Regions from separate parts of the Homo sapiens genome. Here region 1 is linked to region 2. A link is an interaction called in ENCODE POLR2A ChIA-PET data of the cell type or tissue named here. Cell type or tissue: IMR-90. All regions are shown on one strand. Each heading gives the region's core, and the rest is flanking DNA. Links, peaks and the distances in the headings are about the cores only.

Region 1 (16,103 bases), core at 5,357-13,356, 70 kb before region 2:
AGTGAAATGAACACTTCAGTGGCTTTCCACAGGCCTTGTAAGGTTAATTTTCCCCCAAAATCTGCAGGATTGGCTTATAAATTAAATTTTGGTCTTATTTCTATATAAGAAACAGATTTGCATAATATAAATAACAACAATATAAGGAACTGTTTACCCCACAATGGATCACAGCCTCTGTCCCTAATGTGACTTCTGTGTTCCTTCAATGACTTGAGTGGCATGCTGTTACAAGCTTTAAATCAAAAATATATTTCACTATGTTTTTAGCTTTAAAAAAAGTATTTTTTCTAAGTTAAGCTCCTTTGAAAGATTTTGCTTACTATGTGGATTATGATGGATATTTTATGTTAAAAAATTGAAACCTATTTTACCCCCATGTTCCAGTACTATTTTGTTCTTTTCCAAATGATTGCCCATGTGCCAAGTACTTCCAGTTCACGGCATCTCTTTTAAAAATTGCTGACCAAAAAGATGTCTGAAGAAAGATATTTTAGAAAATATCATTTAAACACCCATCTACCTACTCTCATAAAAGTAGACTCAGATTTCCACTTGGTCCAACTACCAAGTGATCTACTGCTAGAAGTTAACTGCTAAACTAGTACTATTTTCTGTTTTAAATGATATTGAACAATAAATAACCTCATTTCATTTTTAATCACTGAGGCAAAGGCAATATAAATCACCAGTTCCCACCATAATTAATATGCTCCATCTAAATGACCTTGACTGTTAACTGACCTCATTGTCTACTTCAGTATCTCTCAGGAATGGGCATCCCCTCTATTTTCACTAACAAGGAACTGGCCCTATCCCAGGATCACTTCTTCTCTCACCAGCAAAGTCTTCCTCATTCTTCCAGACTTCCTCTGAGACACTTTTATCAACATCTTCTCCTAAGCCTCACAACACTAGAATCACAGCTTGAAACACACCCCTCCCACGGCACCGTCAACCCTCCTGTTCAACTAGGGGCTCCTTTAGGTCAGCAACAACGTCTGACTCAACACTAGATTCCCACATGCAAAACAGTCCCAAGCCCAAAGGGGCTCATAAAATGGTTTATGTTTTGCTTGTCCAACAGACCCTGAGGTAAATAAGTACACTTTCATAATACCCATTATTTCTCTTAAGAATCCGAAACAACTATATCAACTTGAAGAGAAACTATACGTATAAAAGCCAAGTTTGAAATTATGTTGCTGCTTTACACTAAGGTTTTTTAAAAAGATCCATACTCTCTAAAAAAAAAATGGTGACTTCTTAAATAGGGTTACTTGCTACAACTCTTCTCTAAGAAAAGAAAAAGGTTTTTCTGGCTATGAGGGCACAACAGTGTCCCTTAAAGCCATGAAAACAGACAGGGTTGTGCGAGGATGCCAACTGTTCCAGACCAGCAGAAGACCTCGGTCACAAGAAAGGGTACTGACAGACAGCCCCCTGTCTGCGGCCAGGCAACTCTCTTTGAGTTACCTGATTGTTGGAACACTGGCCTTGACACTTAACACACAACATCTGCCAGGAGACGATGGGTGAAGGTTCCTGGAGAAATGTGTGCCTTAACAGGAAAGGAGGTCTCTTCCAGTATCTTAGGAGAGTAAGTCTGAAGCAGAACAGGAGTCAGAGGTAAAAGGAAAACGATTCTGAGTCTAAAGGTACTAGGAGGAGAGAGAAAGGTCATGAGAGCTTGCTAAGAGGGGACCGGGAAGCAGACCTGCATGTGATGCATCGAGACCTGACAACGGGGAAACATAAGGCAAGCAGAAACGTTAGAGCAAAACAAAACAAAAACTAAACCACAGCATTGAAGGAGCTTTCCCCTTCTATATAAAAGTATTAAATCTCGGTTAATGAAGTCTGAGGAAGTAAGCTAGGATGTAAAAATACTTTAAAATGGAAGCAACTTCTTCAAATAGCTTTTTTTAAAGGCCATAAAAATAGATGCTTTTTAAAAGAAGGAAATGACGAGTGTTGGGTAAATAAGATGTCTGATGAACGCACAGTGTGAACCTCTGATGTCCTAGTTATCCTCTATCTACAACAGGAAGAATAAACCAGACCTACTCACTCCAGTTCTAATTCTGCCCCCTAAAAAGAGCAGCAGAGACAAGAAATGGTAATGGTAACAAAAATGTAAACAACAAGAAGTTGTGGAATTCATGGAGCCGCAGTGTCAGCAGTAAATCAAAAAAAATTACCAATGTCCAACTGTGTACTTCTTCCTGATACAATCGAATTTCCACGATCTGTTCCATCATTGTAACACATCACCTAGATCCATCCTAATTCCAAATTCTGTGAGGGCTCTTTAATTCTGTCGGTGCTCAGAAAACAGTTAAATCCTCACTAAAAATAAAACTTAAAATAAGAACCACTGGAAAATATATATTAAAATGTAGGAAAGTGAGCTGGGGGGGTGGGGCGCGTAATTTGTTAAAAAACCTTCTAGAGAGGAATTTGGTTAAAAAAGAGGTGGGGCTTTTTTTTTTTTGAGACGGAGTCTTGCTGTGTCCACCCAGACTGGAGTGCAGTGGTGCAATCTTGGCTCATTACAACCTCTGCCTCCCAGGTTCAAGTGATCCCCCTGCCTCAGCCTCCCAAGTAGCTGCAACTACAGGTATGCACCACCACATCTAGCTAATTTTTGTATTTTTAGTAGAGACAGGGTTTCACCATGTTGGCCAGGCTAGTCTTGAACGCCTGGCCTCAAGTGATCTGCCCGCCTGGGCCTCCCAAAGTGCTGGGATTTCAGGCATGAGCCACTGAGCCCGCCCAAAACCAAATCTTTAAAATGTGCTTTTTTTTTTTTTAATTTTTTTTGAGACAGAGTCTTGCTCTGTCACCGAGGCTGCAGTGCAGTGGCACGATCTCAGCTCACTGCGACCTCTGCCTCCTGGGTTCAAGCGATTCTCCTCCCTCAGCCTCCTGAGTAGCTGAGACTACAGGCATGCGCGACCACACCTGTCTAATTTTTTATATTTTTAGTAGAGACAGGGTTTCACCATGTTGGCCAGGCTGGTCTCGAACTTCTGACCTCAGGTGATCCACCCACCTCAGCTTCCCAAAGGGCTGGGATTACAGGCATGAGCCACTGCGCCTGGCCTAAAATGTGCCTGTTCTTTTGCCCAGCAATTCTATCAAAGAAGAAAGCCTGTTTGCTCACATACATGCATCTATACTGCACAAAGGAACCAGCTATAAAAGCATTCCACAAAGCACTATCTGCAATTCCAAAAGAAATCACAAAATTTAAATACCCAGCAGTAAACATTTACCTTCTTCAACACTGTAAAGTATGTTTTACTATGTTTCAGCAAATAAAAAAGATTTTTTGAATGATTAAATCAACAATTTTCACCATGTTTACTAAGTTTCTACTTTGTGCAGGCATTGACCTAGGTGCTGGGGACATAATGACAAAACAAAGTCCTTCCACTCATAAATCTTATTTTCTTAAGGTGAAACCACACACATTATTTGGAAAAAAAGAAAAAAAAAGTGGGCTTGATAGAGAAGAGCCAAAGATTTCAAAGGGTCAGAAAGGATGGATTGACATACATATTGTTGGGATGGGGGAAAATATAGACAGGGCAGGTTTGTGGATAAAGGGCTGGGTGGCCAGAGGCCCGCTTTGGATATGTTGATTTTCCAAAGCCTGTTGGGCATTCAAATTAGTGATTACCTGCAGGAGCTGGACATACATAGATGTAGAAAGGACAAGACAGATCCAAGTTGCAAAAGTACATATGAAAGTCACAAGTCTCCAGATACGTAAAGCTTTGAAAGTAAAAGAAATCATACAGGTAAGGTGGGTAGAGCCACAAAAAAAGAGGGGCCAACACTGAGCCCTGGTCATGGGCCAGTATTTGGAGGCCAGAAAGATAAAGAAAATCTAGCAAGGAAAGGCAAGGAGCGGCCACAAAGTAGGAAGAGAGCCAGGAGAGGGTGGCGTCCCAGGAACCAAGCAAGACAGGTGCTCCGAGGAGGAAGATACCGTCAGCTGCATGGAATCCTAATGACAGGCGAAGGATGGAAGGAATGACTATCACCCATCAGGCTGAATAACAGAACACTGGAGGCTTTGAAAAGAGCTGTTTCATACCGCATGATCTCACTCAAATGTGGCCTCTAGGAAAGGTAATCTCAGAAGTGGAGAGTGGAATGGGGGCACCACGGGCTGGGAAGGGCTGGGAGCTGGGGAGTAGAGTGGAATGGGGGCACCACAGGCTGGGGTGGCGCTGGCAGTTCGGGAGTGGAGAGTGGAAAGGGGGCACCATGGGCTGGGAGTTGGGGAGTGGAGAGTGGAATGGGGGCACCACAGGCTGGGGTGGGGCTGGCAGTTCGGGAGTAGAGAGTGGAATGGGGGCACCACGGGCTGGGAAGGGCTGGGAGTTGGGGAGTGGAGAGTAGAATGGGGGCACCATGGGCTGGGATGGGCTGGTCGTTGGGGAGTGGAGAGTGGAATGGGATCACCGGGGGCTGGGATGGGCTGGTTGCTGGGAAGTGAAGAGTGGGATGGTGGCTCATGGGCTGGGGTTGGCTGGTTGTTGGGAAGTGGAGAGTGGGATGGTGGTTCACGGGCTGGGATGGACTGGTTGTTGGGGAGTGGAGAGTGGAATGGGGGTACCATGGGCTGGCATGGGCTGGGAGTTGGGAAGTGGATAGTAGGATGGTGGCTCACGGGCTGGGGCGGGCTGGTTGTTGGAAAGTAGAGAGTGGGATGGGGGCACCACGGGCTGGGGTGGGCTGGAAGTTGGGAAGATGTCGATCAAAGATACAAAATTTCAGTTAGATGGGAAGAATAAGTTCAAGAGATCTGTTGTACAACATGGTGACTGTAGTTAATAATATATTGTATTCTTGAAAAATGTTGCCAGGTGAGGTGGCTCATGCCTGTAATCCTAGAACTTTGGGAGGCTGAGGCAGGCAGATCACAAGGTCAGGAGTTCAAGACCAGCCTGGCCAATATGGTGAAACCCTGTCTCTACTAAAAATATAAAAAAATTTGCCAGGCATGGTGGCGCGTGCCTGTAGTTCTAGCTACTCAAGAGGCTGAGGCAGGAGAATTGCTTGAACCCGGGAGGCAGAGGTTGCAGTGAGCCCAGATCGCGCCACTGCACTCCAGCCTGAGTGACAGGGCGATACTCTGTCTCAAAAAAAAAAAAAAAAAGAAAAAGAAAAATGTTGAGTGGATGTAAAGCGTTCCTACCACGAAAATGGTAACTATGTGAGGTAATGTATATGTTAATTAGCTAGATGTACTCACTCTACAATGTAGTATATATACTTCAAAACATCACATTGTACACAGTAAATACATACAATTTTACCTCTCAATTTACAAAGCAAGTGAAAAAAAAAAAAAAGAAAGTATGAAAAGAGCCATTTCAATAGAATAGTTGAAATAAAAGCCTAGACAGAGTAAATTCAAGGGATACCAGCAAATGGGGAATACAAGAAAAGAGAAAAACAGGCTTGTGGTTTCGGTCAAGAAAGGCGTTTTTGTTTTGTTTTGTTTGGGGTGGGAGAAATGATGGCATGTTTAAATGCCAATGGGAAGGACAGAGAAATGGATGGTGTGGGGAAAAACCAAGAACTTGAGTGGACCAAGGGCACAGAGCAGCCTTCCAGAGGAACAAGGAGATTTCTGGCAGAGTGTGTACATCACAGAAGGCAGACATGATATGCAGACACAGGCTGGCTGGTACCTCTAAGTTCTCCTGATTGCTTGTGTTGATTTCTTCAATGAAACAGGAAGCAGCCTCACTAGCTCAGAGTGAGGGGCAGGGCTTAAGCCTTTTGGGTTTGAAGACAGAGGGAGATCTGAAATAGCCTTAGGGAAATGCAAAGCTACAAGGCAAGGATGATCTAACATCAGTGGTCACCAACTCAAATAAATAGCAGGGTCTTCCCTCCCTCTTTCCCCATCCCACTCACCTGGAGTGGGCACAAAAGTGGATTTCATCAGGCTTGCATAAATAGGTTTAATAAGATGGGGCTGGTGAGTATTTAAGAGTACATGCAGGAGCGTGAGGGCGAGTATAATGATGGGCTTGGAATTTTAGTTGGGTAAGGAAGAAAGGGATGACAGGAGGGGCATAAGAAACAGTTAAACAAAAAAAAAAAAAAAAAAGAGGTTTGATTCACTGTTTCATTTAGTTTGAAGAACTGAGCCAGCATTTTAGATATTTTGATCAATAGAGACATTGAGAGCACCTAGTCTGCCACCGGAATGGGTAATTCCTTACATTGTATAATGGGTAACGTGGAATCCTTTACACAACATTTAAGAATATTATATATGCATTACATGTTTATGTAGATAATTTAGAAAATACAAATAAAGCAAAAGAAAAGAAATCTTTACTTTCTTACCAGTTTTTACTATGTATTTGTATTTTATTTACAAATTTATAACATTTCCAGACTTTGGGGTAACTTACCTTTTCTAACAACTCTGTGAGCATGTTATTTAAAGTGGTCTTCTATACTTTCATTTCTATAATTACTGTTGTGTGGTCATTGATCCCATGGATTCTATGCCTGCTCGTGGTTTTGAGCTGTTCATCCCACACATCTGTAGCAGCCTCGTTTGCACCTGTGGAGTCCATGGCTCCCACAGACCCAGGCACAAGCCTCTGACTCTCTCACAAGCCTTCTAATGGAGAAGTGCCTGAGCATTTACTTAAGAGAAACACAAATGTGTTATAGGCAGCTTTCTGTCCTTTCCTACCTCTTTCCATTACATTCAGGGAATCATACTCATGTTTGAAATTTTATACATAGGGAACTCACTTTACATATGAATTTCAGGAAAATTAAGGACATATATAACACATGTAGTGACAAAATTTCAACGGAGTAGTTAGTTGTCACAAGGACACAGAAATGCATTTAAACAGTGGCTATAGGGTAGGAATGCTAGATTATCCTGCAATGTGTAAGAGTGACTGATGGAAAAGATCACCATGCCACAGCCGACACTACTTTCAAAAGTGCCAAAGTTTGGGTATATTTAAAAACAAAGCAAAAAAAAAAAAAAAAAAAAACTAATTATTTAGCTGAGTCTAGAACCCAACTCCATTTTGCAAGGAAGAACAAGGTGTTCTTAAAATCATCTTATGACATAATAAATTTTCCAGAAACAAAACCATCACGTATATTGAGGGAAGATTATACTTTGTTTTGCTCAGAACTTTGCCAACAGTTGCTCATCATTTCAAAAGATGACATCACCACTGACAACCCTGCTGGAGACATCTGAGTTGCCAATGCAACATTCCTATATCAATCTCATTTTGTAGCTGTCAAGTTCACAGTGATCACACATATACATCAAGCATCTATTTCACAAGTCTTCTAAAGTAGTATGCCTAAATATTTGTTTAATTAAGCATACAATACTTTATTATATACTTCTTTCTTTTCATTTTCCATATATAGTTAGTGCCTTATTCTAATTTTGTTTAAAATTTTGTGTGGGGAGAGCTCATATTACCTAAGAACTTTATTTTAAAAGAATAAAGGAGACACTAGAAAAGTTTGATTCAAACAATGAGAAGGTATTATCTGTATGTTCTAAATGATCTATCATAAACATTACATATTTGTATGGTTTCCAATTGTATAAAGGATACCAAAGGAACAACTAGAAAACATGAAACTACCAGTTCCAGCAGTATGGCAGATTAGATGCTCTAAATAGCTATTGATTGAAAAACCCAAAATACTGGATAAAATGCGTTTTCTAATCCTTTTTAAATGAATCCCAGACTTGCCATAAATGTGAGTAACATGAAGAACACCCAGAGAGCAGACCGAGAACAGAGAAACCAAGAGAGCAATAGAAGCCAACTTTTGCTATAGATTCTAACTTTCCCTTTGACAACTATTCGAGAACAGGGAAAAGGAGAGGAAGTCCAGGGCCTGCCAAAAGGGAGTAAAATACAAGACAACACCTCTCAGTTAAATTAAGGACCAAGAAGGGCTATACCCATCATTTAAGAGCTTGCAACCCCACTAAACAGAAAAGAGAAATACCTGTCTTGAACTTGATATGCAGAGGTAGCAGGAATAAGTGGCTCCTTTAAGAAATAGCAACCACAAGCTAACCATCACCAGGGTATCTGGTCAAAATTAACACTTAATGGTGTGGTCTACAAAACCTCAAGAAGATACTTCATTTAGAACAGCCCCAGAGACCATCATCACCTAAACCCTCTAATTAATCTTAACTTCACTGTTGTGGGACAACCAAACATTACGCTCAATCTGATACAATAAACGCACAGCATCGCCTATGAAGCATCCAGACCAAGTCAGTCAGAAATGACGGGTAACAACCACCCCAAACTCAGTGGCCTAGGGTCACCAGCATGTGTTGTGCTCACCAATGTAGTTAGTGAGCAATTTGGAGAGGGTACAAAGGGAAGCTTTATCTGTCCATCACAATGTCTCTTCAGCCTCAGCTGTAGCTGATGGTCACAAGAAAGGTGGGGGCTAGAACCACCTAGAGGCTCTTCGCTCAAAAGGAGGATCACAGACCCATCCTGTGAACAAGGGCAGGCCTAAGATGTTGGGAACATGATTTTCAACGACTGCAAATAAAATGTTTATCTTCAAGCCTGTGGATCTAACTTGCAATGTACAGGAAACAGATGAGCAAGTTAAGCCACATCAAGAGAAAACTGGCAGATAAAGCCATTCCACAGGACAGTTGACCCAGGTTTTTCAAGAGGTCAAGGCACAAATTTTGGGGAGGAGAAACTGTCCTAGATAAAAAGGCTTCAGAACCAAATCAATGTAATAAATCTTGTTTAAATTTTGCTTGAAACGAATGATACAGAAGGGTATTCTGAAGACAACTGGGGCTATCTGAACATGGCTAGGTTTGTAGACAAGTGGAATTATATTTAATTTAATAAGATGTGGTAACAGAGCTGCTGTTATATAAGAAACGCCCTTGTCCGGATGCGGTGACTCACGCCTGTAATTCCAGCACTCTGGGAGGCCGAGGCAGGTGGATCACAAGGTCAGGAGTTCAAGACCAGCCTGGCCAACATGGTGAAACCCCGTTTCTACTAAAAATACAAAAATTAGCCAGGTGTGGAGGTGCACGCCTGTAATCCCAGCTACTCACAGGGCTGAGGCAGGAGAATTGCTTGAATTCAGGAGGCAGATGCCGCAGTGAGCCAAGATTGCACCACTGCACTCCAGCCTGGGCGACAGAGCGAGGCTCTGTCTCAAAAAAAAAAAAAAAAAAAAGAGAAAGAAAAAAGAAAAAAAAAGAAGTGCCCTTACGTTTTATACACACATACAGAATGATTTTGAGAAGAAATGTATCTGTGACTTAAAATACTTTGAAGAAAGTCGGAAGAGGAGGAAAAGATGAGACAGGGCAGCAGACATGGGAAAATATTGGTAATATTAAAACTACGTGAGGGCATAGGAGTGCTCATTATGTCATTCTGTGTATCTGTATATTCTTCTTGTAATAAAACTTTCACAAAATCAAACACAAAACATTGTTCAAGATAACTGGTACCCATAGGCACCTGGCAAAAGCAAAGACCAATCAATCCTTCTGAGGAAACAGAATGCAAACCCAGGCCTCAATAAAAATGTCTTCAAAAAAAAATAAGCAATTTAGAAAAACAAGAAATTTCTTAGAACTAAAAGAGAACAAAAATGATACATATCAAAAGTTGAAAGATTCAGCCAAAGCAGTACTTAAGAGAAAAAATTTTAGTCTCATATTTAGCTTCATCAAACAAAAAATGTTCAAATAAAGTAAGCATTCACTTGAGTGGGGGCGGGGGGGAAGAACAGCAAAATAAACATCAATAAAGTAGAAAGCAAGACGTAATCAAGGTGAGAGAAGAATTTCATTAAGTTTGTTTACAAGGACACACAATACAGACAATAAAGACCAAGTCACTTTGGAAATGGTTTTATCAAGAATAAAAGAAGAAAAACCATTATGAATTAAAATGCCTTAACTCTGGATGGTACAGAGATTAAAGTAATAAAGGCTATTACGAACTTTATGTTAATAAAGTTGAAAAATTATATGAAATGGACAAATTCCTATACATAGGAATATATATATAGCAATACTCACACAAGAAGAAATTTTTAACTTGAATATGCCTATATTGACAAAAGAAATGAAATCAAAAATTTTAAATGGCTGGGCACAGTAGTTCATGCCTGTAATCCCAGCACTTTGGGAGGCCAAGGTAGGAGGATCACTTGAGGCCAAGAGTTAGAGACCAGCCTGGGCAGTAGAGCAAGACCTCAACATCTCTACTAAAAAAGTTGAAAAATCAGGGGTAAGACAAAAGGTAAAGATAAAGAGCTATACAACCCTTTATAGCTTTATAAACAGTTTTACTAAACATTCAGAGAACAGATAACAACACAAATTCTTTCAGTAAATTAAAAAAGGGACTCATCTTCAATTCTTTTTTTTTTTTTTTTTTTGAGACAGTCTTGCTCTGTCGCCCAGGCTGCAGTGCAGTGGCGCGACCTCGACTCACTACAACCTCTGCCTCCCAGGTTCAAGCAATTCTCGTGCCTCAGCCTCCCAAGTAGCTGGGATAACAGATGTGTGCCAACATGCCTGGCTAATTTTTTTTTTTTTTTTGCATTTTTAGTAGAGATGGGATTTCACCATGTTGACCAGGCTGGTCTCAAACTCCTGATCTCAGGTGATCTGCCCTCCCAAAGTGATAGAATTACAGGCATGAGCCACCACGCCTGGCCTCCAATTCATTTTCAAAGCTCGAAAAGTACAGATACCAAAACCTAACAAGGATAATTACAGTTCAGTCTAATTCATGAATTTCTGATTCAAGAAACCTAAAACAAATGTTAGTAAACTGAATCCAGTGATGAATAAAAAAGACAATATATCATGAGGCTATGTTTATTATAGAATGTGAGTTTCATTTGATACTTAAAAGGTAATTTACCTCAAAAACAGATTATAAGTAAAAACAAAGTGATCATCTCAATACATACAAAGTGATCATCTCAATAGATTCAAAAAAGACGGAAGATAAAATTCAGTATCCACTCATGAAAAAATCTCTTCGCAAACTAGAAAAGAAGGGAACTTCCTTAGCCCAACAGTGGACAGCTACAAAAAGAAAGGGAAAAGAGAAAAGAAAGAAAAGAAAGGGGAAACATTGTATTAAATGACAAAATGCTGGAAGCCTTCATTTAATCAGGGATAACACAGGAACAGCCAGCCGTTTCAAAGAATGCATACAGGGGAGCCAGTCTGCAGAAAGGCAAAAAAGCAGGAAGGCAGTGATTTTTTAAAGTATTATTTTAATTAAAAAACCTGAGACTTCACAAATCACTAGAATTAGCAGAATTAGCAAGAATTTAAAAGGTGGCTGGACACACACACAAAGTTAATATACAAAGTCTGTTACATTTGTATACACCAGTAACAATGAGAAAATGTAATTTTTTAAAGGATACCATTTACAATAGCAACAAAAAATAAGGTATGTAAGAATAATCCTAACAAAAGTAATACAGCAGCTCTTTTTGAAGAATGTTATAAAAGAAACTGAAAAGTACCTCAACAAATGGAGAGATGGAAAGCTATCCCATGCAGGAGAGGCAGGGATGGTGGAGTGGAAATGGGCAAAGGCAAGCATTGGAAAACCAGGCAGAAGAGCCAGCGGACTGCATGGTTTCTACAGCACAGCAACAGTGCCCGAAACAACAGGTGCCCAAGGCCACTTGCTGATGACAAAAATGACAAACATCCCCGCTTCTTTTTCTAAGTGGCTGGTGCTTTTTTTTTTTTTTTTTTTTTTTTTTTTTGGAGATGGAGTTTCGCTCTTGTTGCCCAGGCTAGAGTGCAATGGCACGATCTCAGTTCCTCACAACCTCTGCCTCCCGGGTTCAAGCGATTCTTCTGCCTCAGCCTCCCGAGTAGCTGGGATTACAGACGCGCCTCCACGCCCAGCTAATTTTGTATTTTTAGTAGAGACAGGGTTTCTCCATGTTGGTCAGGCTGGTCTCGAACTCCTGACCTCAGGTGATCCACCCACCTCGGCCTCCCAAAGTGCTGGGATTACAGGCATGAGGTGGCTGGTGCTTCTTTACCAATGACAACCCTGCCCCACTTCAATCCTCCTGTCTCCTAGATAAAAATTAAAATACCTAATCACAAAAGTACCCCCAGCTTCTTGAGAGCAGCCAGTTGAGGACCACCCCTCCTCATGATGCCACTCCCTCTTAAGAGTCATCTAACACACACCCCAACCCTACTACAGCCCCACCTCCCCCTTTCCACAGTGCTCCTGGGGCTCCTCAGGACTGCATCCTCCCTGGCCTGCAGCCACCTAAGCTAAACAAACACATCTTTTTATTACAGGGATATTTCTCATCTTTGGTCAGTGGGCTCCAAAAAGGAAAAAGCTATTCAAGTAAAGTGCTTCTGTGTGTCTTATCTTTATTCTTTTCTAAGTACCCTGTTTCACAGAAGATCCCATTATAACAATAACAAAAGATAAAATTCTTAGAAAATAGCGTGATAAAAAAAGAAAAAGTTTATAGGAAAAAATAAGCACATACGAATAGCAAAAGGAAAAAGAAAACCAACAACTGAAAAAGAAGGATAATGAGGATATACTACCCCATCAGATACTAAAAGATAATAGAGAAACAGTACAATACTAATGCATTCATAGAAGAGCCAATGGAGAATAACAGAAATCCCAAAATGACCCCAAACACCATATACCTAAGGAAATTCAGTTAATGATTTTAGTGGCATCAGGGAAAGGTAGCTGCAATGGTTGATTTTACATGTGATCTTGGAAGGTACTGTAAATGGAATTAACAATTTCAACGGAGACTCTGAGAATAACAGATTGTTTTCCATAATGTGGGTGGGCCTTATCCATTTAGTTTGAAGTCCTAACTATAATCAAAAGACCAGCCCCACCTAAGCAAGAAGGAATTCTCCAGCAAGCTGTCTTTGACTTCATCAGACCATCGGCTTACCACCTGCCAGCCCATACTGCAGGTTTCGGAAATGCAAAACTCCATAAGCATATGAGCCAATTCCTTATAATAAATCTGTGTGTGTGTGTGTGTGTGTGTGTGTGTGTGCGTGCATATGTGAGCACAATTGATTCTATTCTATTATTCTATTCTATTGATTCCAGTCCTCTGGAGTTAATAACTCATATTACAGACAAAGGCCCAGTCTCCCTAATATACAAAGGATTTTAAAAATAATTTTTAAAGACCAACAACTGAAGAGAGAAAATTCAAAATATATATAAATTTATAGTTCAGGAAAAAGGAAACACAAATGCCTTTAAATACACAAGACAACACTCAACATTACTCATAACAAGATAAATGTAAACTAAAACTATATGCTTAGAAAAAGAAGTATTTCAGATTTTGGCATATTTGCATATACACAAATGAGATATCTTAGAGATGGAACCCAAGACTAAACATGAAATTCATTATGTTTCAAACGTGCCTTACATATATGGCCTGAAGGCAATTTTATACAATGTTTTAAAATACTTGTGTGACTGAAACAATGTTTTACATGTGTTCTGACTGTGATCCATCACATGAGGTCAAATATGGAATTTTCCACTTGTGGTGTCATGTTGGCATCCAGAAAGTTTCAGATTTTGGAGCATTTCATATTTCAGACATTGGGATTTAGGGTGCTCAATCTGTACCAGATTGGCAAAAATCCAGAAGCTTTGTAAAGCCATGCTACTGGCACATATGTAGGAAGAGTCCTCTCACGTGCAGATGGGAGTGTGAATTGGCTACAACCTGCAATACCCACTGGGAATGCAGATGCACACACCCTTTGCCCAGCACTGTGGCTTCCAGAATTCATCCTGCAGATATTACTGCCCACTTATGACACATACACAAAGTTTAGCATGGCATCATTGTTTCAATTCAAATAACCAGAACTAATCTAAATGTCCATCAAAAAGAACTGGTTAAATATATCATGGTATGTCCATAAAATGTAATGAAGCTATAAAAATGAATGAGGGATTGCTGTATGTGCTCCTTTGGAAAGATCTCTAGAAAATATATTTAAGTGAGTAAAAGAAGGGGATGAGGAAAAAAATATGGAAGAAGGCATGTAGTATATACTATATACACCATCATTTGTGTAAAAATAGGGTAAAAATAAAAGTATGGTATTGTGCTTCTTGATATAAAGAAACTCTAGAAAAACATACAATAAACTATAAATGGTTATCCAGTCAAGAACGGGGGTGGTGACATGGGCAGAGGGAACTAAGACGGGAAGAGACTTTTCTCGGAATCCCTTCCTTGTACTTTTTATTTTTTCAAACCAATAAATGTATTGATTAGTTAAAACATTAAACATATGAAAAATATTGAAGACACAAAGTCAGGTATCTTGATGGAACCCTAAAATTATACCATCTGTATCAATCGCATTAACAAGACACCAAGTACTACTAATACTTGCTAACTGCCTGCCTTATACAAAAGCAAGAGATTACATAAACCACATTTGAAAACAAAAGGAAAGACTGCATAAAGAAATGTTCTGGTCGTTATGAAATACTAGCTGGTTAAATATGGTTGAGCTTCTTAAGTTTTTAAAGGTATATGAATTCAGTGTTATTAAGATTTAGCTTGATTTTGATAATACTTTAATGGTAATTTTTACTTTGTTTCAGGATAGATTTAGGGGGATTACTTAGGTTTTGGAGGTGCTAAATATATCTATAATGCAAGTTATCACTTTTTTGAGAAACTTTCCAAATCTATCTCCCATCCAACTCCCTAAAATCCAGGACTGTTCCTGTCAAACCAGACCATCTGATTAGGCCACTCAAATGTCTCCAACTTTCACCTCTCTGCCCCACAATGAATATAACTCAGACATTTTATAGCTAGGGAGTACAAACCCAAGAAAAAATTTCCAATGTATTTTGAGCAATGTTTGGTTTTATTCAGAATATACAAAAATTATTACAATTACTTTAAAAAGTCATGGTTATAGAGTATTTACCATATAATTTATTGTATTCAAATCAATAAAATGATAGCAATAATCAAAGCATAAGATAGACTGAAACTAAGCACATTAAAATAATATTCATTAAAATAAGATTTTACTTGTAGTATGCTTTAAATATTTAAATATGAAAGATATTAAATAACTAATTGCCATGTGCTGGAAGTCATCAGTGAATAATTTTTAAAGGAAGTAAATTTTGAGCTTGGTCTTGAAGAAAATGACAGGCATTTAGAATCATTAATCAAATCGGTTTTATGATCAGAGATTCATTTCAGCACACTACAGTCAAATGAGTAATATAATTTATCTATTGACTCCTTAAATTTTGATGACATGACAAAACACTCTGTGTCTACAGATAAGTTCAATAAGGCTCTGAAAGCCCCTTGAAAAAGGTTATAACTTTATCAAAACTCCAGATACCAGCCTTGCTCATCTAAAAAGAAATTATATTAAAGTGTTTTAAAATTTTCATACACTTTAATAAAAGACTTGACCAGGTAACTATGAAATGATGTACATTCCTACTGCTACAAACCCCACAGATGTTACTTTTTTTTTTTTTTTTTTTTTTTTTTTGAGACAGAGTCTCACTCTGTTGCAAGGCTGGAGTGCAGTGATGTGGTCTCCGCTCACTGCAACCTCCGCCTCCCGGGTTCAAGCTTTTAAATACATGTATGTAAAAACAAGATTGTACTGGGTCTCGAATCCTAGCTGTTGTTTTAACATGTTTTGCTTCAAATCATAAACTCTCTTTAGAATTCTCTAGTAAGTCATACGGAAAGGGACTCCAACAAACCCAAGAAAATATGTAAGAAACCAGCCAAACTGATTAAAATTAAGCTCCGTAAATTTATTTATTTTGCTTAATATCCACGATCTATTCAAGCCACAAAAGAAGTCCTTTAAAGAGGAAAAAGTCGATGCTACATGTGTTCACCTTCTCTTTGCCACCTCCACCACACAAAAGAGAAGGAAGGAAGTATTAAAATGGAAAATTATATTTTGATGTTTATGATTGGATGTG
Region 2 (16,103 bases), core at 3,578-11,577:
CGTAACAGGCCCGTCCCCCAGTCAGCCTCCAGCTCTCCAGACACCCTGACTTCTCCTCTGAGAGTCAACGATGAGTTAGTTACTGGGGAGGGGGAGATAGCAGCATGTTAGGGTCTGCCAACAAGATGGCCCAATCCTCTCCCCACCACCGCAGCCCCGTCCACACACACAACGTGCCGATCGGTTCTCAGAACTGGCTGTTACAGATGTGCAGAAAGCGAAGGACCACCAGACACCTCAAGAAGGCCTCTGGCCAGGCGCGGTGGCTCAGCCTGTAATCCCAGCACTTTGGGAGGCCGAGGCGGGTGGTTCACGAGGTCAGGAGTTTGAGACCAGCCTGGCCAACATGGTGAAACCCCGTCTCCACTAAAAATACAAAAAAAAAAAAAAATATTAGCCAGGTGTGGTGGTGCACACCTGTAGTCCCAGCTACTCAGGAGGCTGAGGCAGAAGAATCACTTGAACCCAGGAGGCGGAGGTTGCAGTGAGCGGAGATTGTGCCACTGTACTGCAGCCTGGGTGACAGAGTGAGACTCTGTCTCAAAAACAAACAAACAAACAAAAAAAATAGCCTCCAACCAGAAAGACCGTATAGGTGAAGGGCTGAAAGGAAATATGGACCAGGAACACTGCAGAGGAGCCCTTCAAAAAGAATCCCAACATTGTCGTCGGCAAGATAAACCATTGTAGCCACGAAATAAGAGTAAGATGGTATAAAAAAGAAAAATTTGGTGAACAAAACAAGTTCATGGAAAGTGAAACTACAAAAACAGAACAAACATCTGCCAGGAACTACAACAAAAAAAGCAATCAGATGAAAGGAGGATAGAAAAAAAGTTTCAAAAATTAAAGAATTAATCCAGGACTTATAACACCCAACTAATAAGGTTCATAGATAGTAAGAACAAATGAAATAAAGATATGGTAATTATCAAAGGAATAATACCCTCCCCTAACGAAGAAAAAAATAGCACCAAGTTTAATACTGAATGAGTCTAGCAAAATGGATGGAAAATACCAACTCCAAAGTTCATCCACATTTTAGAAATCAAGGAGATCAAGTTTCTAAAGTCTCCAGAGAGAAAAACAATCAGTGACATACCAAAGAAGGGGCCCTGGACTTCTCAACAGACATGCTAGAAGCTCAGAGGACAGTGGGGGAACAACAGTTTTTGAGGGAAAATTATATCCAATCTAGAATTCTACACTCAGCCAATCCACCCATTAAGGCCACCTTTCTGACAAGCAGAGACACGCACATCTCCTGCACCCTTCCTACAAAGCTACTACAGGATGAACCCTACTAAAACGAGGATTACATAAAGACAAGACATGGAATTCAGAAAACAGGGTTTGAGGTCAAAGTAATTTCAAGAATGGCAGTTAAGGGATGCTTTACTCCGAATGCGCAGCGGGCCAGGAGGGTAATAAAGTACAGAATGCAGAATGCGGCAGGTGGCTCCCGGAGGGATTCCAGCTCTGACCAGGAGATCACCACTGCTGCTGAAAGCCACACAAAATTTAAAGAACAACATGCAAAGTGCTTACTTCCAAATAAAAGTCCAGTATGGCTGGTCTAATTAAAAGAACTTAAGCCACCTGAATGCATCCCCGGCTGAAGATGTCTCCTAAATTACGGAGACAGAGCTTTTTACATGTGGACATCTCCCCAGACACGGGAAGGCTATTCAAAAGATGATGGTCATCCATGAACATGAAAAATTGTTCACTCAGAGTCTAAGTAACTAATGGGTTCCACCATCTTGAGAGGAAGTGCACCGTTCTATCAGAGCTTGAGGATAAACTGGTGATGTATACATTTCTTAAAACGTAAAATAATGGGCAGTTATCAACTCCTGGATAACAGAAAGTTGTACAGTAAGGAAATATACTTGCAGTCCATGACTCAACTACAGACAGTTATTTTATAGTTACATTAACATAAACACTGAAAGTTGATTTAACCAAAAGTTATAATATGGAAAGATGATAGAGGGAAAAGGAAATACAGGGCAAGGCAGTCAGTTTTTATTCAAAACTTCACTTCTTTACTTATTTCCCTATCATCCTTCACCAGGTTAAACACACCAGAACAAACACTCAGAGTGTTGAGTATATTGCCTGAACATTACTTTAGATTTTTGGCAAGTTCCTATTTCCAAAGGCAAAAGTCACCAGCAATGTAGACTGCAAAGCAAAATGTTAATTCTTTATATATAAACTTAACTGCCATAGAGGTGCTATAATTGCATGATGCACTCTGATACAGAAGAAAGTAAGGTTAATAGAAATCATATACCAATTTTAAAAAGTCTACTTATCAAAACAATGTTTAGAGACATACTGCACTTCCATCCTCTCTGGATACACAGACAGAGTAGGAATTTTCTTCACTCTGGAAGCCTGAGCGCTTGCTCCAAGTATGAAGAAACAGTTTCTCTTCTTAAACAAAACAAAACAAAAAATCAAACAAGATCCAGCCAGCCTGTAAGCGGCAGCCCTGTGGCTTTCTGAACTGATCCATCGAAGCACCAAAGCAGAACAAAGATGAAAGGAAAATTTGGAAGCAAGAAGGGGAGAAAGCTTGATTCTATGCTCATAACCATGTGTAAACTGAAAATGTGAAAAATTCTGTAAAATTCACAAAGACCCCTTTACAATCTAATTGAACTTGAAAAGCACACTCTACCTACTCCCCAAGAACACATGCCTCTCTCCCCAGACCCAGCAAACTCCTACAGCAAGATCCAGGTCTAGGGGCACCTATTCCCCACCCCATGCAGCTTCAGGTGTTCCCAGAGTATAGTCCATAGATCTTGACCCAGCACTCCTCACACTGCATCCAAGTACCTGGTACGTGTCTGCTCCCATGATGTACTTTGAGTTCACCCACTTAGGGCTACCAGTAAACATCTGATGACAACTAAGTGAGCAAACTGTCAAAGACCTTAATAATATTCTCTCAATTTATTCGACCAAAACAATAGCTATGGATAGCAATGGACACATGAGATAATGGCATTTATCTAACTGCAAAATACCAATTTTTAAAATTTAGTAAATACATATTATTATTAGAATCAGTCTGGATTCACATATACAGCCTAACACCCCCCCTACATTCCTGTCCTTATCCCAGCCCAGGTGTGCCCCTCGGTGTTACCATAGCCCCAGGGTAAACATCCCTACCTGTGCGCACTACTCAGCATATCTCTTTGCAGAGTGTCCCTGCCGTGGTCCTCTGGAGCAAAGCCCCAGTTACGGCTGTCTTGGTATTTCCCCATGACTAGTACAGGACTGAACAACTGTAGACATTGAAAATACATGTGCTGAGTTAAACTCAAAGTAAGTAAGCTTAACTTACAGCATGAACTGTTTTTCTTTCCAGTGAAACACTTTTTAATTTAAAAATTGTATTTTAAAACTTTGCATACTACCATATATATAAAATAATACTACTCGTCATAAACAGAAGATTACCAGAAAAAATGAATACCATGAAGACAATACAATAATGGTTACATTCTAACCAGATATTGATGCTGCCCAAGGTATAGACACAGGCCTGTTCTTCAGAAAAAGGAAATGGGGTGGGAGGCACTATGAAGTGTTGGAAGGGTGCTACCGCGTACTAACACCAATGAGAGAACAACTACCCTACTCTAGAACTCCAGGTTATGTAATGCTGTGTCTATGTGCCACCCAAAATGACCTTGCCTAACACCAGTGGAATGTGTTGCACACACAGCAAGGCTGGTCTGGAGGATCTTTAAGGCTACTATCTAATAGAAAGGCAGAATTCTCTACTTAGAGTTTGTATCAGCTTGGGCAAGCTACCTAACCTCTGTTTCCCCACTGGCAAAGTGAGTAGTATTACTTACCTCATGGATTTGGCGAGAATTATAGGAAATGATATATGAAAAGGGTTTGGCAAGATTCCCTGGCACTTAAGAGTCTCAGTAAATAACAGACCAATGATAAAATCCTGTTTCTAGTGTAAAATGGTACAGCCACTATGGAAAATGGTTTGGCACTTCCTTAAAAAGTTAACATATAGAATTACCACATGATCCAGCAATTCTACTCCTAGGTATATACTCAAAATAATTGAAAGTAAGTATTCAAACAAATACCTGTACACAAATGTTCATAACAGCACTATTTACAATTGCTAAAAGGTGGAAACAACCCAAATGTCTATCAATGGATGAATGGATAAACAAAATGTGATGCATATATCCAACAGATTATTAAGCCATAGAAAGGAATGAAGTGCTGGAACGTGCCACAAGAGATGAACCTTGAAAACAGTATGCTAACTGAAAAAAGCCAGACACAAAAGGTCACATATTATATCATTCTATTTACATGAAGCATCAAAAACAGGTAAATCCAGCGGTAGAAGGCAGGTTAGCAGTTGCCTGGGGGGAAGAGGGACAACAGAGAGTAACTACGTAATGAATCCAGGGGTCTCATCTGGGGGTGGTGAAAATGTTGGAACTAGACAGAGGAGGTGGTTGTACAACACTATTACTGCAGTAAACATTATTGAACTGTACATTTTTAAGTGGTTAATTTTATGTTATGTGAATTTCCCCTCAAAAAAATTCCTCTAAGTGTGATAGACGTAGTAGGTAACATTCAATTTTCAAATTGTTAAAGGTCACAAAAGACTTTACGTGAAACGAATATTCAATGTCAAAATGAGGCTACTTTAATTATAATCAGTCTTATTATTTAAAAACTCAAAGGAACTCCAGTGTCAGTTACAAGGATTCCAGCTTTACCAGAATCATAAAACAGTGCTAGCGTGCGCCCAGAGTTCAGGCGCTAAGGAACTGAAATGCTTGTTATAGCACTTAGTAGGCATGTAAATTTGAACAGCCTGAGTAACCCCTCCCCTTAGCCTCCTCATTTGTAAAATGAGGATGACTATATAACAATGCCTGTCTCAGAGGCTGTTATGAGGACTGGGTGAGTTAATCCATATAAAACAAGCAAAACAAGTAAGTGCCTGACCCAGAGTAAGCCCTCAATAAACATGAGCTACTATTACTATTCATAAAATGGAGATAAATAGAAACATGGCAGGGATTAAAGGAGAACATCCATGTAAAAGTACTTAGCATAAGACCTGGCACAGAGATTGCTGTTATTGTTACTGTCATCCAGAGGCAACTTCTCATATTTACAAATAAGAAATTGGGTCCAGAGAGGAGACAATTGTGATGGTGACAGTTTACATGAAGGCACTAGATTCCTGTCATCATCATCATCAAAATTATATGTCTATCAAAGATTCTCAACTAGAATAAAGCACACAGGGATGATTTTTAAGAATTCAACCTAAATTTCATTCCTCTACTCCGAGGTGCAACTCTCATTCCAGCCGTAGCCATGACCTCTGCTTTGGAAATGGGCTACGATGCAGTGTATGCATAATGGCAGCAGCCCCCATAAAGCACTGTGAAAATCAAGTCTGGGTCCAAATGATCAGCGACAGAGAACTAAAATGCCATCAAAAGCCCTTTCCGTGATCCCAGCACAAACATGGATGTGAACTGTGCTCTCACTACAGAGGCTCAAAGCCCATCTTCCAGGCCCTGTTCTTCCACCACATGTGGTAGAACTCTCTTCCCTCCAGCAGCAAATCCCTAACAGAAAAACATCTGTTTTGTATGTACGGCATCCTAACTACTTGGGGACTTTCTTCAGTAAGCACTGTTGAATGACTGGTGTTGGGATGAAGAACCTAGCTCCCATCACAGGTACACCAAATCCAACTCAACCTTCTCCAGACTGAGGTATTACACCCAGTGCAAGGGATCATTCTGAGACATAATGGGCCTTAGAGCAGAGTAGCAGCCATCTCCAATTTACTCAATGGGGTTAGAATCAGAGAGGAAGAAACACAGACCCCGGACATGACACAGCAAGACAGCAAGACAGAAAACCACTCAGCTAGAACAATCTCTCAGGCATCAAAACTTCCTTAGGAATCTAAAAGCAGCATTAAAAACACAGCCCCATAGCTGTCTGCAGGCTTTGTTCTCAGAGCACCTGGGCACCGGGATTCTAGTGAAAACTATGAAAGCTTTGGAGAATGAGCCTAATCTCGGAGCGAACCATGGGTGGCAGATAACACGGCTAAAGCACACAGACATTTTTGCATCAAGCTGGACAGATTTCACTGGCCAGAGTCTAGGATTCGGCAACTTCTTCATTAGTAGTTTGGAAATGTTTGTGAAATGCCATGTACGGCTCTAGACGATGGGTCCACACCCGTGGAAAACAGTCCCTGCCGGCCTAGGCCATATGTTCTAACGGGAGGATCAGACAAGTGAGGTTCAGGAGGGGATAAGAGAGCTGGAGAAAACAGAACAGGGCAGGAGGCAGTGGGAGTGTGCAATTTTACTTAAGTCAGAGAAATGTCTCAAGGAACTCAGATAGCAAGCCCTGCAAGACTTCCCAGCAGGAGGAAAAGGAAACGCAAAGGTCAGAACAGATGAAAAAGGCTGAGAAAAGCCAAGAAAAAGATTTAAAGGCTGAGAAACAGAGGAGGGGTTGTGGCCCAGACGGTGGGAAGGAAGAAGCTACCAGGTATTGAGACAGGAAAACTACAGGAGGCGACACTGAAGAGGGAAATTTCTACACAAGAAAAACTTTGGAACTGTCGAGAACAATTCTGTGTTCCCTACAAAGAGTTAACAACCACAAAGTTCTGCCTCCGAAATTTAGAAATCCGAACTCAAATTCGCAGCCTCTCTTGCAGCCTGCGTGCATTCACGTGACTTAAATTCTTTGTTAGATCATAGCAGAGTTTGATTTGGAAGTAAGCACACTGCATGATGCTCCTTGCCAGACCTTGGTGGCTTTCAGCAGCAGTGGTGATTTCCTGGTCAGAGCTGGAATCCCTCCTGGAGCCTCATGTCTCACTCTCCACTGTGTGCTTATCACTCTCACGGCCTGCTGCGTATGTGCAGTGAAGCACCCCTTAACCGCCATTCCTGGAAGTGTGCTGTGATACATCAGATGCCATGAAGACTAAGGGCCAGTGATGTGACTAAGTTATCACTCTTCCCATCCTTTTATTTTGACGCCAAGGAGGAAGAAGAATGGGTGAGAACTCAGCCAGAGACACTAGGGGAGAAAGAGATTAGCTCTTCCTGGCAGCTGAAGGGGATTCTAGTCTTTCCTCCTCTCCCCAACTGCTCAGTGATTTGAATGTATCCCCTAAATTTCATGTGTTGAAAATTTAATCTCCAAATTCATATGTTGACTGGAGGTAGGGACTTCAGGAATTAATTAGATAAGGTCATCAGAATGAGGTTCCCTACAATGGGACTCAAGGCTTTATAAGAAGAGGAAGAGAGATCTGAGCCAGCACGCTACTACCCTCTCACCCTGTGATGCCTTCCACCACGTTGTGAAGCAGCAAAAGGCCCTCACCAGAGGCCAACACCATGCCTTTGAACTTCTCAGCCTTCAGAACTATAAGAAATAAATTTCCTTTCTTTATAAATTACCCAGTCTGTGATTTTTTTTACAGCAACAGAAAAGAAACTAAGACACTAACCATCAAATTTTGGCCAATTACTGAAGAGTAAGACCTTGTCATCTCCATGACCCCTAACGAATGGCACAGGACCCACAAGTAGGAAGAAAAGAAGGCAGGCCCTATTTCTCCATGAAGCCCAGGACACTGAGGAGAACCTCCAGAGATGTAAATCCTTAAGATGTCTGGAAAATGACTATTGGGATGCCTGAAGATCCTACTGGAAATCTCAAGGTAATATACTAATTGAAAAAAAGGGAAGCCTCCTTGTTGGCTGACCCTTTTAAGAGAGTATCTGAGGTCACAGATCCCATAGGCCAATAATTATTCTGGGCTTTACCTTTTCCCAGTTCTCTTTGGAAACAATGATTATGATACTGATTATAAAGAAACATCTAATCCTTACTTAGAGCGGTTTTTTTTGTTTATTATTATTATTATTATTATTATACTTTAAGTTCTAGGGTACCTGTGTACAACATGCAGGTTTGTTACATAGGTATACATGTGCCATGTTGGTTTGCTGCACCCATCAACTCATCATTTACATTAGGTATTTCTCCTAATGCTATCCCTCCCCCATCCTCCCATTCCCACCGACAGGCTTCGGTGACTTAGAGCGTTTTAAGAGCTCTTGCTTTCAGGTACGCTCTCGCTATCGTTGGCAGCTCAGGCTGGAAAACCATCCCTGCACAGCTGTCTTTTCTGTGGTGCATCTCAGACTGAAGCTTTCTTCCAAAAGACGTTTGTCTCCAGCTCTCTTGAGGACTAGCTACTACAACTATCCAAGTGAGGCTGGTTATACCATGTCTCAGGACCATTAAGTAAAACTTAATTACCTCAGCAATGACAGGTTTTTGCATTTTAATTCTAATACCTGCGTATTTTTGCTATTAACATTAGTCTGACTTTGTTTCTGAATGTTTGGTGTTTTATAGATCTTGACTTGGATCCTTGCCTTTGACTAACCCTGAAGAGCCAATTCTACTGGTTGGTTTGCTTGGTAGTTATTTAAAAAAAATAAAATAAAATAAAATAAGCATGCTCTTACCAAGTCAATATCAATAAAGGGAGATGAATTTGGCTCATTCTTTGGAATATGGTCTGCTTTCTAAATTAAACACACTTCTCCATAAGAATTGGGAAGCTGGGTAACTCCTGCTGTTTATCTAGTGACCAAAATTTTGGATTGGGGCTATTTAAGCAGGCAAGGGATGTTTGTGTTATACACGCACACTACCCACATTCAGATCTCAAATCCAGGACGTCCCAAACATTTCTAAACTTGAGTCCAACTGCAGAGTTGCTCTCGAGGCCTGAGGAAGCCTGGATTAAGCAAGGCTCTCTGGCTCTGCGGAGGAGAGCCAGATTATAAAGCTGCTGCTTCTTTATAATCCCCTACTTGCCTCACATGCTCCCACCCATCTTCTTCCTCTGCACCCTCTCAGCTTAAGAGTTTTCTTAATTTCATTCACAACTACAGATTTAACTTTTAAAGTTCCTTTTCAAAATTATAATAAGGGCAAATAGCTTTAATAAATTTATTACATGTAAAAATAATCAAACTGCCATAAAGAATTTTTTGCCATTAAGAATTTAACTATTGGCTGGCTATTAACATAAAAGAAAAACTTTTTACCTTTAGAAAAAAAACCTTTTTAAAATACAAAAACAAAGCCATCTAGCCTACCTCATGAGAGTTAAAGAGTTAAGGTAATGCACAGAACATAAATCTTGAAACGTGTTTCCATCCGGACTTCACTTTATATAATCTGTCCCAATGTTGTTCAATATATACTTGTTTTCAGAACTACTTAGAAAGTAGCAATGTCTTAAAAATGAGTAATTGCTAGATCTCTCTTTGCTTCCTTTTGTGATTCCAAGAATGTCAACCTTAAGATTTTCTACTTATCAAAAAGGACAGACTGCACTCTACACATCTAACACATACCAGGTTCTTGCAGAACAAAGACTTACATGAGAATACATTCATTTAAAAAACAATAAAATTAAGAATTAGAAAATAATTTATTAGACTGATACCAACAATTTGCTAATCTTTGAAGAAGAAAGAAACACCTCTTTCTCTTTTAAAAAGAATGTGGGTCAGTAGTTATCTTAATACAATTTGTCAAGCATCAACCCATACATTTCACAAGACTGCTGAAATAACAAGACTTTAAAATCTAATGCTGAGGCTGGGTATGGTGGCTCATGCCTGTAATCCTAGCACTTTGGAGGCCAAGGCAAGTGGATCGCTTGAGTCCTGAAGTTCAAAACCAGCCTGGGCTACATGGCAAAACCCTGTCTCTACAAAAATATTAAAAATTAGCTGGGTGTGGTGGCATGTACCTGTAGTCCCAGCTACTCAGGAGGCTGAGGTGAGAGAATCACCTGAGCCCAGGAGGTCAAGGCTGCAGTGAGCCGTGATCGTGCCACTGCACTCCATCCTGGGTGACACAGCAGGACCCCATGTCAAACAAACAAACAAAAATCTAATACTGAAATGAAAAGACATTCACTTAATATTACTTTAAAGGGGAAATCCAAGCTGAGAGGTCTTATAGTCCAACCCCCTCATCTGGCAGAGGAGCACAGTGAGATCCAGATTTTCCCAGTATCACACACAGATTAGACTTTAACAGGCAAGGACTCAACCATCCCAGCTCCTGGTTCTGGGCCCATTTCATTCCTTTGGGTCAGTGGTGAGTTTCTGATTCACCGAGTGGGCCAAGAACCAGCATCACTACCAAGTCTCCAGAAGGTGTGAGCTGCCCCCGCTTGCCCACGTAGCCTCCCTCTAATACCCTGACTCACAGGGCAGTCACGGGAGATTAGGGCCTTCACAGTCAGGTGTCATTGATATGGGCATCCTTGGGCATCCGTGGGGGGATTTTCTTAATGCCCCGGGAGACTCTAACATTCAGCAAAGTTTGAGAACCACTTGTCTAAGATACGTCACTTAATCACTTTAACTTTCCATTTATCTTGTGGGATTTCCGTTGTTGTTCAGTGTTTGTTTTCCAAGGAGCGCTGAAGGGATATGGTTGGTTCATTTTACTGACGTCGACTGTTACCTTTATTTGAATTATTAACGTTTTAACATAAATACCATGCTTAATGTTTCTTTGGTGAAAGCAAATAAATCACACTTATTTAAAATATACTCATTCAGTGCTACCTAAAACACACACTTGTTCGAGACCAACCTGGGCAACATGGTGAGACGTCTCTACAAAAAAATTTAAAAATTAGCTGGGCATGGTGGCACATGTCTGTAGTCCCAACTGCTTGGGAGGCTGAGGTGGGAGGATTGTTTGAGCCCAGGAGGTCAAGGCCGCAGTGAGCCATGTTCATGCCACTGCACTCCAGCCCGGGCAACAGAGCAAGACCTTGTCTCTAAAAAATAAAAATAAAACATACATTTAAGATTTACATCTCAAAAGTAAAATAGAAAACCTTACAGATATTTTAGGTTGAAAGTCTATATGTAAAATACATAGTGGAACTCATGTGTACATGACAAAACAGTATAAACTACCAGCAGAGTACTAGGCGCTATATACTGTATATAAGCTTAGAAAATCGAGAATAATGTAAATGTACAGATAAAAAATAAATGTATCAATATAAACATCCTAATATAAAAGCAGCTTTCCATATTAAAATGAAATCATCTCACATTTTCTCATTAAACTTTCAGGTAAAATCTGATCTTCTCTCACTTTTCGGAAAAAGGCTAAAGATTTAAAAATCTTTATTTAACTTAAAATATGATCTCTTCTAACATATCATTCCAAGAATGTCACAATTCAAATATGTTTAAACCCAAATACAATATAAAAAGTACACAAAACCAGTTAGGTATTATAGGAATTTACAAATCTTTTCAAAAATATTTTCTTTTTTTTTTTTTTTTTGTGACAGAGTCTCCCTCTGTCACCCAGGCTGGAGTGCAGTGGCAAGATCTCGGCTCACTGCAAGCTCCGCCTCCCGGGTTCACACCATACTCCTGCCTCAGCTTCCCGAGGAGCTGGGACTACAGGCGCCCGCCACCACGCCGGCTAATTTTTTTGTATTTTTTTAGTAGAGACAAGGTTTCACTGTGTTAGTCAGGATGGTCTCTATCTATCTCCTGACCTCGTGGTCCGCCCACCTCAGCCTCCCCAAGTGCTGGGATTACAGGCGTGAGCCACCGCGCCCGGCCCAAAAATATTTTCTTAGTACAAAACTCCATCTACAGGGAGCTTTGGCATCACAGCCAGTAGCATCTGCTATCTACTTGGAAGCAGAAATGTGAGGTATAAATGTATTTTGCTGGTAAACCTTAAATACCTTCATGTTCACTGCTGAAGAACAACTGAGGAAACCATGACAAAATGTGGCCAACGAAAGGCCATTATTTATAAAAATCTGCAATCTGCTGAAGGGCCTCCAAACATTTCAGGTGTACAAGCAAATCAGCTCGGCTCCAAGTCTCAGTACAGAACACGAATGTATGAAAATGCTGTAAACAACATAGTGAAATTTCATAGCATTTCATTATTTTACTGGCCAAAATGTTCACCTTCATTTCATTTGTGTGTTTATATATGTATATCTACAAATATGTTTAACATATAAATTAATATACATATACACGTTTCATTACACAAGAATGCCATTGTCACATGAATGTTCTGTTTTTTACACACATGTGGGAGCGTACATGTGCACACAGATATGAATGGGCATCTTTAAGTAAATATAGAGACTCAAAAAATTAAGAGTCTGAATGTAAAACAGGCACCAGGCACCCATTCCTCTCCATTATACTTAGTCAAGTTATCTATCCTTTCTCATCCTGGACACACCATCACAGTCGCAAACATAGGAAGTCTAGGCTCTTTTTTAAATAAAACAAAAATTAAGCCCTGACTATTGGATTCATATTTAGGATTCAAAGATTGAATCATAATAAACATTTCATGATGAAAAACTCTGGAATTTTTAAGTCTTAAACCAGTCTTCCTCTCCCCATTCATCCTTACTTTTCAGAGCTCTCATGCAAACTATATCAAAACGTGGCTTTAATTACATTTAAAAGAAACACATTTTTTTCCAGAATAGATCAACAATATAAATTAACACAGGTGGAAACCCTAGAAATTGCCTGGCTGCCTTAATAACCCCAAAGGAAACATTTATTTTAGCCAAACAATTGTAATGTTTGTCTCCTTTTTAGAAACATCTGCTGCCAAAATAAACATTTGCATTGGAAGAAGTGTTTTGGCTGTTAAGAGGGTACCAAATAAAATGCTTATGTTCTGAAATAAATATTTTACTCAAAAAACATGCAGCAAAATTAGAATACAAATCTTTTTCAAGCCCTCTTCAAGGAAACCTGTTTTGAATTGTTTTTACTTCAATATGAAGTAATAAGTTCAGATGAATCACCTTAACAAAAATAATTAGTTTATATTTAATTTTGCCATTTTCTATTTCAAAACAATGATCATATTCTATGTTCCTGCTATAAAGTTCTTCGCAATACATGTATGCCTTTAAAAACTAAAAAAGTCATGTTTTCCCATCATAAAAGCACTCATGAACTTCAATCTCTCATTTTGCTTTTTTTCCTTTTGCCCTGTTTTATAATTCCAACAGGCATCATATTATCAAACACCTGCAAGAATAGTTAAAATATCAACCCAATTACAAAAAAAAACTCAGGAAAAATCTCAGTCTACATAATTGAAATCTGCTTGACACAAATAAATAACTCAGCTTCTGTAAGCTATTTCTCCTGGGTGCCGTTTTATATTAAAATCTTATTTAAAACAAGTTGGTAAAGGCCTAGGTGTACATTTATGATCACGAAGGATAAGAAAAATGAAACAAAACCTGCATTCCTGATCCAGCAAAGAATATCTTGGTGTCTTTAAGGTTTGTTTTTTTTTTAATCTGAAAAACTCAGAGTCAGATTCTAGTAACCTTAAAAATTATGCCTCTTCTGTGTAGCTGTCTAATAGATGAAATCAACCAATGTACTTCTGTTAACCAACCCCATGTCTGAATTCCAGAAGCCTGGAGGCAGAATATTCTCCACAGAGGCATAGAAAATTCATTTCCCCCCTGAACTCAACAAAAACCCAAGTAGACTAGTTTTTAGGGCACCGTGCAAAACTAATCTGTTTAGCCATGTATTTGCCTGATGATGTGGGAGAACTGGCAAGTGAAAGACCACAAATCTAGTTCCAGTTAATAAAGACTAAAATGATGTACTATTATCACGTCATGCTTCAAAGATCCAGTCACGAGTATATCTCAAAAACAAAATTATCACCATACAAATCAAAGATCACCAGGGTAATACTAAAATCAAACACAGTCAGTGGCCAGTTCCTTCAGACTCTCAGAGACAAAAAATAAACAGTGATACTCCTCTCCATGTTAAATTTCACATCAGCACTGCAGTTCTTTCTAACAAAATACTCATTTAAAATTCATATCACAGGAGCAGAACGCCAGCCAGGAATCAAACTGTGACCCCTGAGCCAAAGACAACTTACCACTCAGCTGGTAAGTGGGCAACTCAATTTACAAACTTGAATTCCTGCATTTTAATCCTGTGCAGAAATATACGAGCAATATTAAATGAACTGGATTCAGCTCATTAGAGGTTCACAAACCAAACACAGAACGTTCTGGAAGCCATCCAAAGCAAAGTCATGCCTAGGTGGTGATGTCCACTCAATAAATACTCAATGTCATAATTATCTTTCAACTTTTTCCCTGAAGAACATTATTAGCCACAACTACAACAATGCTTAGCCAATTACATTAATCCTAGGGGAAGATGGATGGGACCAGCAGCCAATCACAGTGCCAGGACCCTGTTTGTGAACAAATTTATAATTATCCAAAATGCAGAAACAAAGCAATTCACTGAAAATTCCTCCCCAAAGAACACAGACTCAAGCTAACAAAATGAATGTATATGCTCTAATAACCTTTGCTCTAAATCTTCACTATTTTTTTCCATTTCAAAAATTAAGAACTGTTCACATGACCTTGGTATTATAAAAGCTGTATGTCTTCTTTAAAATGTTATACACATTCAAAAGTGCATTCTGTTATTTTTAGCCTTTTAAATTTTAAAACAAGATACTATATTTCAAAGCTGTATTTAACTAAATGAAAAGGTAAAAAGGCAATACAGATTATTTAGACCCATGACTTTGATTAACTCATTATGAAAGTTTCCACACTTCTGCAGCCAGGATATTCAATTTCTTACCAGATATACTATTTTCCTTTCATTATCAGAAAGATCTGTGCTTAATTAGAATTGGGTATTTCTTTTGGTTAGCAGTAAAATATCCAATCTAAAATCTTAATTAAAAATTTGCTGAAATACTTGATGGGCAACCTACATCAATTTGTCCCTTCAAATAAATCTAAGAGTCATTGGATTTAAAAAGTGTATAAGAGTCACAGGGATTAAATAAATGGAAGAAGCTAAGAAAATTGAGATTACTCTATATATCTGTGTATGTCCTCTACTTTTAGCTTTACACATTTAGAAAAGAAAATAATTAAAAACATTTCCTAGGTAATCATTCTTCACACACCCTCTCCATTTGTTTGACTCCCACTTTGGGACTGGAAACTAAGCCAACATCTAGAACTTCTAGTGAGACTTAACTCCTTCAGAGACCAGGGAGATCCGGCTGCTTGCCGTGAACAGCATCTTTTGAAACTGACTTTTTAATCTCACATCAGGGAAACATGCTGAAAAGCAAAGTGGGGAGCCCAAGAGCAGCGAGCATCCACTTCTCTCTGCCGGTCCCACTACTTCTTACTACCTTCCCACCTCTGCTCTCTTCCTGTGGCCAAAGCACCATCCACAACTATTAGCTCCCACATAAAATCAGCAACAGAGTGCGATGGGGACTTGAGCAGCCAGCTGCCTGGGCTGTCTTCCTCTCAACTAATGGTGAAGCTGCTCTAAAACTAAAATGAAGGAGAGAAAATCGCAACTCTTCCACCTTACTTTTCATCATTTACAAATTATTTCCTTCTCACAATTAGCAGCCACAACTAAAGATTTCTACTCTAGGCAGCAAAATATTGCTGGAAAAAAAGGAATAATGTGGAAAAAATTAAAAGTACAATTAAGTATGCAACTGACTGCTAGAATTCGGAGTGGGTAACCTTCAATAATTGAGAAGTGAGGTCTCTGACAACAGCAAAGGGTGTTCAATCTGCAACTAGGATTCAAAGGCTGAGCTACCTCTATCTTCCCCAATAATGGCCTTAACATAAACAAAATCATCCAAGTGGGAGCAAAGATAAAGAGGAAAGACAACATTTTATTTCTTATTTTATAAATAAAAGACTTATTTTATTTCTTTTTTTTTTAGGGTCTCGATACATTGCCTAGGCTGGACTCAAACTCCTGGGCTCAAGCGATCCTCCCACTTCAGCCTCCCGAATAGCTGGAAATACAGGAGGGTGCCACCATGCCATGCTACTATAACATAGACTTACACAATATTATAATTAA

What was found. Peaks named below come from ENCODE experiments on the same cell type or tissue, not always from the same donor. Only the 100,000 strongest peaks of a DNase experiment are listed, where the experiment ranks them.
Region 1: POLR2A ChIA-PET joins it to region 2 with 17 read pairs; 9 of 35 experiments call an interaction of 5 or more read pairs at or near these places.

The regions. Positions count from the first base shown.
Region 1 is chr6:156,902,288-156,918,390 of GRCh38, reverse strand. The region is part of intron 3 of ARID1B (AT-rich interaction domain 1B); the gene reads right to left. Among named protein-coding and RNA genes, the nearest start is that of MIR4466, 130 kb to the right of the region's middle. RefSeq lists enhancers at 877-936, 4,393-4,893. In IMR-90, for the core only: no CTCF peak of the experiment used is centred there; no DNase peak of the experiment used is centred there.
Region 2 is chr6:156,830,612-156,846,714 of GRCh38, reverse strand. All of the region lies in intron 2 of ARID1B (AT-rich interaction domain 1B), which reads right to left. Among named protein-coding and RNA genes, the nearest start is that of MIR4466, 59 kb to the right of the region's middle. RefSeq lists an enhancer at 15,892-16,103. In IMR-90, for the core only: no CTCF peak of the experiment used is centred there; a DNase peak (open chromatin) is centred at 6,934.